2 separate regions of the Homo sapiens genome follow, and region 1 is linked to region 2. A link is a loop called in an ENCODE intact Hi-C map of the cell type or tissue named here. Cell type or tissue: mammary epithelial cell. All regions are shown on one strand. Each heading gives the region's core, and the rest is flanking DNA. Links, peaks and the distances in the headings are about the cores only. Region 1 overlaps ADAM12 (ADAM metallopeptidase domain 12). Region 2 overlaps DHX32 (DEAH-box helicase 32 (putative)).

Region 1 (2,822 bases), core at 67-2,566, 220 kb after region 2:
CTCCTGGCCTCAAGCAATCCTCCTGCCTTGGCCTCCCAAAGTGCTGAGATTACAGGTGTGAACCACCACACCTGGCCCAAACTGCAAGTTTTAAATTTTCCATTTTTCAACTCTTTTCACCACTAGAACACCAGTTCCAAGAGGGCAAGAAACAGGCTTGTCCTGTTCACAGCTGTGTCCCTAACACCTATCAGTGTGTAACAGTGGCAGGGGCTCGGTGAATATGACTTGCAGATTCACCTACCCCACCCGAGGAGATGGCCCTATTCCTCCAACTCTCATTTAACAGAAACTTTCTGCAAAAAAAAAAAAAAAAAGGAATCTGTAAGAGTCATTTTTTGAATGTTAATATTGCCTTTTTTCCTACTCTAGGAAGTGACATTTACTATTACGCTAAATATTCTTTGCTATGAGTGTTCAAGTCATTCACAATTTTCTTACTCCTATAAATGCAGCATACGTAGCCCTCACCTCCCTAAGACCAAGGGCTCCAAGCTCATTAATGGATAAACTCAACTGAGTTAAACTCCCACATGAATCCCCAGATACTGCTTTTGCCAAAGAGTCATTTCCAGGACAGGTCTTAAATGTTTAGAGACATAAAACACACACTCTTACACACACTTAAAGCCTTGCAGTAATTAATGATACAATCCATAAGGAACCCCCTCCAACCATCCCTGCAATGTGCAACTGAAGTCACACAAGTCTTAAGTTGAAATAGGACTCTATCCTTGTATTTACAGGCCTCAGGTCCCATTTGTCAGTGACAGCAATTGGTTAATGTTTTCAGAGTTAGGATTCTGGAATGTTTTGATAAAGAATAAACAAGGTATATGAAGGGATATACTTTTCTCCTTTAAGCCATCTACAATACTTGGTTCTTTTTGATTCTGAGATGTTAATATCATTAAAGCAGTTACTGATTCATCTCTGAATCACCTTTGGAGCTGAGACTGAATTTAACTGACATCCCCAAGCCTCCATCAGTGGTGGGAGGAGGAAGACACAGGCTGGCTGGTGTTTGGATGTGGGCCAGTTTAAAGTGAGCCATCACACGGAAACTGTGGACATGCTGCTGAGTGACTGCTAAGGGCACTGGGAGTCTTTCCAGCAATGATGAGTAGGAATTCTGAAAAAAGCCTTTAACTTTTTGATAGTTCCAAAACCCCTGTAAGCTAAGTAATAATATACTACCTTTGTGGAATGATTTACAATTTACAGACATGTGATCTCATTGAGTCCATTCTCCCACTCTCTCGGAGACACTATGAGGTAAGAGAACCACCATTTTGAGATAATACCGGAGCAGCCGGGAAAACTCCACCACGGGTGATGGATGACTGAGGGTTGACTGAGCCGCTCGACCTCCCCCTCACTGTGGGCTTTTGTGATTAATTCACCTACTTGCTTAGGAAGTTGCTTTCCATCTGAGAAAATTAAAAACACCACTCTCTGGACAGGAATGTGGGATCATAAATGAGAAGCAAATAGAAAAGATTTATACAAAAGCACAAGCTCAGCAAAAGAGAAAACTCAGAAATTGCTAATATGGTATAAATCAAATAAAGGCTATTAGCAAACCCCTGGTAATGGGGGAAAAAAAAGCCTTTTAAATGATTTGTCGAGCTCTTAACAATACCATTTCTACCTACGGTGTTCAAATATCTCTGGGGCGATCTGGCTTGCATTCTTCAGCACTGCCATGAAGACTTTCCAATTGGAAAGGATTTAGATAAAACCATATAGAGTGCCAGAAAATATGCCTTGCTATTGTGCCTTCAGAATTATATAATTTTTAGAGCTGTAGAGTCTTCATCATCTGTGCATTCCTCCCCACGAGCACAGGGGTCAAAAATATTTGTTTAATATGTGAACAAGTGGGTGGAGAGACAGATGGAAAGAAAGGAGGAAGGAAGGGTGGATGGGTGGATGGATAGATGGTTGGATGGGTGGATGAAGACTGACTCACTCATCTTATTGATGAGGAATGTAAGAGCCAGGGGGTTACTAAACTGCCTATATTATTTTAAAAAATGGTGTGAGAATTGGGACAACCAGATCTCTTCAAGTCCAGTGTTCTTGATCTAGGTTTTCCTCTCTTCCATTGGTTTATCAATAATTAAAAAACATTAACAATATTAACAATATGATCTTCTTAGTCATGGGAAACCATTTCTGGAGGCCCATAGGCTAATGTATTTGTGCCCATCTGATGATCAGGGAAATTAGACACACAGTGCATTTTCTATGGCTATGAGTTCATTGAGAGTGAGAAAACACGAAGGCCACTCAGTTGCACATCAGTCTCCTGCCAAACTCACTGTCTGAAAGTCACCCAGCGTGTGGCCCAGCATAGCGATCAGGGCTTGTGAAATGTTGGAAACAGAAGGCATCTATAGGCCCTTGGCCCAACCTTATACCCTAAGAAGGAAATCCTTGCCCCAAATGTCCAGCAAACAATTACTGTGCTTCCTCTCAGACACCTTTAGTGACTAGGAACATATTACTTTTTAGGGTGGCCTCCCTTTTGGAGAGACACACATGTTAGTATCTTGAGTTTTGCAATATTTCATTTCCTATCGGTTAGTACTTTGACTTTGTGTACAGATCCTTGGTTTCTGTCATTACACACTCACAAAGCAACTTCCTCAACAAAGTCTTGGTGACTCCCTTGAATTATGCTTAAGAGGGAACCACAAACAGAAAGATGCCCCTGAAGCCTCTGCCCAAATGGGGGCGATGAACATGAGGAATCAGTCACTTGCTGTAAGAAGATGCCTCCTGATGGCTCCCATGAAAGGACAATCCCCTGATGAGCT
Region 2 (2,822 bases), core at 80-2,579:
GTGGCTCACGCCTGTAATCCCAGCACTTTGGGAGGCCGAGGTGGGCGGATCACGAAGTCAGGAGATCGAGACCATCCTGGCTAACATGGTGAAACCCCGTCTCTACTTAAAATACAAAAAATTAGCTAGGCGTGGTGGCGGGCGCCTGTAGTCTCAGCTACTTGGGAGGCTGAGGCAGGAGAATGGCGTGAACCCGGGAGGCGGAGCTTGCAGTGAGCAGAGATTGTGCCACTGCACGCCAGCCTGGGCGACAGAGCAAGACTCCGTCTCAAAAAAAAAAAAAAAAAAATCAAGGACAAAAATGAAAAAAAAAATACTTTCAACCTCAACTGTGTTTCTGAAAAGACTAATGTATTTAGAGATTATTTTCTTTTTGATTAGAAGGCCCATCAAAAATATGGCTTCTGTTATCAGCTATTGTGTTTTAAGCAATGTAAATTATAGATAGCATTTAGATAAAAACTAGTGACTCAAAATTAAAGCATTTATATTTAAATCCAAATGATGATAACAAATATCCAGATAAGCCTACTTAACATTTCTCTGATAATAAAAGCTAAAATATCCTGGTAATTTACAATCTAAATATAATTAAATAAATAAACCCATCTAAATAAACCCAGTGAGATAATCAACCAACCCATCTGGATTTGGAGTCAGTTCTAAGCAAAGCTACTCTAGAGCCATTTTATTTTAAAAATCCTTTTTTTTCTAAAATATATTATGGACCAACTGATGTTTATCACATTCATTTGTACAAGAATTATTATAGTAGAATGTACTGAATTCATTTGTATGCTACAATCTTAAGGCATTGTCAGTAAATTATGCATTGTTACATGCATTTTAAAAATAAATTATTCCAAGAGTGTTTTTAATTGATCTAAGGAATTTAAACGTTGTAAAATTTCTAATTATCTTGAGGTCTGCTATTTATGAGATTCATTATGAAATTCTTAGATCTGAATTCTCACTGTAATTTGAAAAATAAACATAACTCACCAGAAATACAAGTAACTCCAAAATGAATGACTGCTGTAGACTGTAAATTCCTAAGGACTGAAAGGCAAATGCACTTCCTGCACTTTCAGATAGGTGTCAGCCTTGTCAACAGGTTGCAAGTTATCAGTAATTATTTACTCAACGCTTACTTTGTTCTATGAAAGATGAAATTTTAAGATACTGCGCTCAGGAAACGTGGAATCAAGGCAAGATCCAGGAATAACAAGCCACCTAAGGGATTGGCTTGCCATTAATTTGTTCCATGTAAACCACAAATTTTCTAAGCTTTAGTTAATTCTTACCTGTAAAATGAATAGACTGAATGAATGAGAATTATCCTTCAAGTTTGAACTCTGGTGTCGTTTTCTCCACAAGGCTTGCTGTGATCCCCTAGGTATCTAGATCCACGGTGTGCTTCCCACCGTGGCAGCCATCACCTTCCTGAGGTTGCTGTTTGTTCCTAGTTCCCCACTACCTAACGGCCCCTCAAATGAGCTCTAAAAGCAGAGACCTATCCGTGTTGGTCACCAAATTATCCTAGTACTCAGTAATTATTCATTGAATGAATAATTTCTTATACTGTCTAGAAATAATTTAAAATTCTGTGATTCTACATAGTTTAAGATTCTACATCGTTTAAGAATTTACATAAAATTTTGCCTCCTTTATTCCTTAGCAAGTAATTTTTTATTCTTGCCAAATTCTTACTTTTAAATGGATTGCCTTCATGTCAGGGTCCACTATCTAGGGTCCCTAGCCAAGACCTCAAACATCATTCATGTGAAAAGCTATATTAAAACTACTTGTTTTTAAAAAATTTTCTTTAGGCCAGGCATGGTGGCTCATGCCTGTAATCCTAGCAATTTGGGAGGCCAAGGCAGGTGGATCACCTGAGGTCAGGAGTTCAAAACCAGCCTGGTCAACATGGGGAAACCCTGTCTCTACTGAAAATACAAAAATTAGCTGGGTGTGGTGGCGTACGCCTATAGTCCCAGCTACTCAGGAGGCTGAGGCAGGAGAATCGCTTAAACCTGGCAGGCAGAGGTTGCAGTGAGCTGAGCTGGCACCACTGTACTCCAGCCTGGGCGACAGAGTGAGACTCTGTCTCAAAAAAAAAAAAAAAATTTCTTTAGTAGAGACAGGGTCTCGCTCTGTTGCCCAGGCTGGTCTCAATTGCCTGGGCTCAAGTGATCCTTTTGCCTCAGCTTCCCAAAGTGTTGGGATTACAGATGTGAGCCCCTGTGCCCAGCCAAAACCCTTGTTTGAATATGATTCTCTGTCTCTCCACTATGTGGGAAGATCCTTAAGCTACACGTGTGGTTTGCATTTGTTCCCAATACCGAACAGAGGATCTGACATATGGTAGGGATAAGAGTTGAGTGGAAAGATGGATAAGGACATCATAATAATTGAAAAGAAGAGAGAGAAAGGCTTGGGCTTAGTGCTAAGCATGGGAGAGAGGTAATAAAACCACGGGAAAATTACTGCAAAGGAAGAATAAGCAGTGCCCACTAACAGACTAATTATGCATAGGAAGAAGACAAATATTCTATGATTTCTAACTTAAAATACTAATTATATAATTGACAAGAACAGGAAATTGGAAAGTAAAATAAAATAAATGAATGAAGCTAAAGAGCAGCATAAAGTTCTTTTGGGGGGAATCAGGAGTTAGGAGGGTAGGAAGATGACCTTCAGGATAGTCAGGAAGATGGTCAATGTTATCAGAAGAACATCCAGGCATAACCATCCTGGGATCAACGGAAAAGCAAGGCAGGAGGCTAAGGGAGAGGTCAGAGCTAGAGATAGGCATGGTAGTT

Evidence for each region. A loop is a pair of places that touch in the nucleus more often than their neighbours do. Peaks named below come from ENCODE experiments on the same cell type or tissue, not always from the same donor. Only the 100,000 strongest peaks of a DNase experiment are listed, where the experiment ranks them.
Region 1: a loop joins it to region 2, with 4 times the contacts of the local background. A loop is called at or near these places in 5 of 110 quality-filtered maps.

What each region holds. Positions count from the first base shown.
Region 1 is chr10:126,090,013-126,092,834 of GRCh38, forward strand. All of the region lies in intron 11 of ADAM12 (ADAM metallopeptidase domain 12), which reads right to left. Among named protein-coding and RNA genes, the nearest start is that of FANK1-AS1, 120 kb to the left of the region's middle. In mammary epithelial cell, for the core only: no CTCF peak of the experiment used is centred there; a DNase peak (open chromatin) is centred at 1,019; H3K27ac peaks cover 632 bases.
Region 2 is chr10:125,867,466-125,870,287 of GRCh38, forward strand. The region is part of intron 1 of DHX32 (DEAH-box helicase 32 (putative)); the gene reads right to left. Among named protein-coding and RNA genes, the nearest start is that of DHX32, 12 kb to the right of the region's middle. In mammary epithelial cell, for the core only: a CTCF peak has its summit at 1,090; no DNase peak of the experiment used is centred there.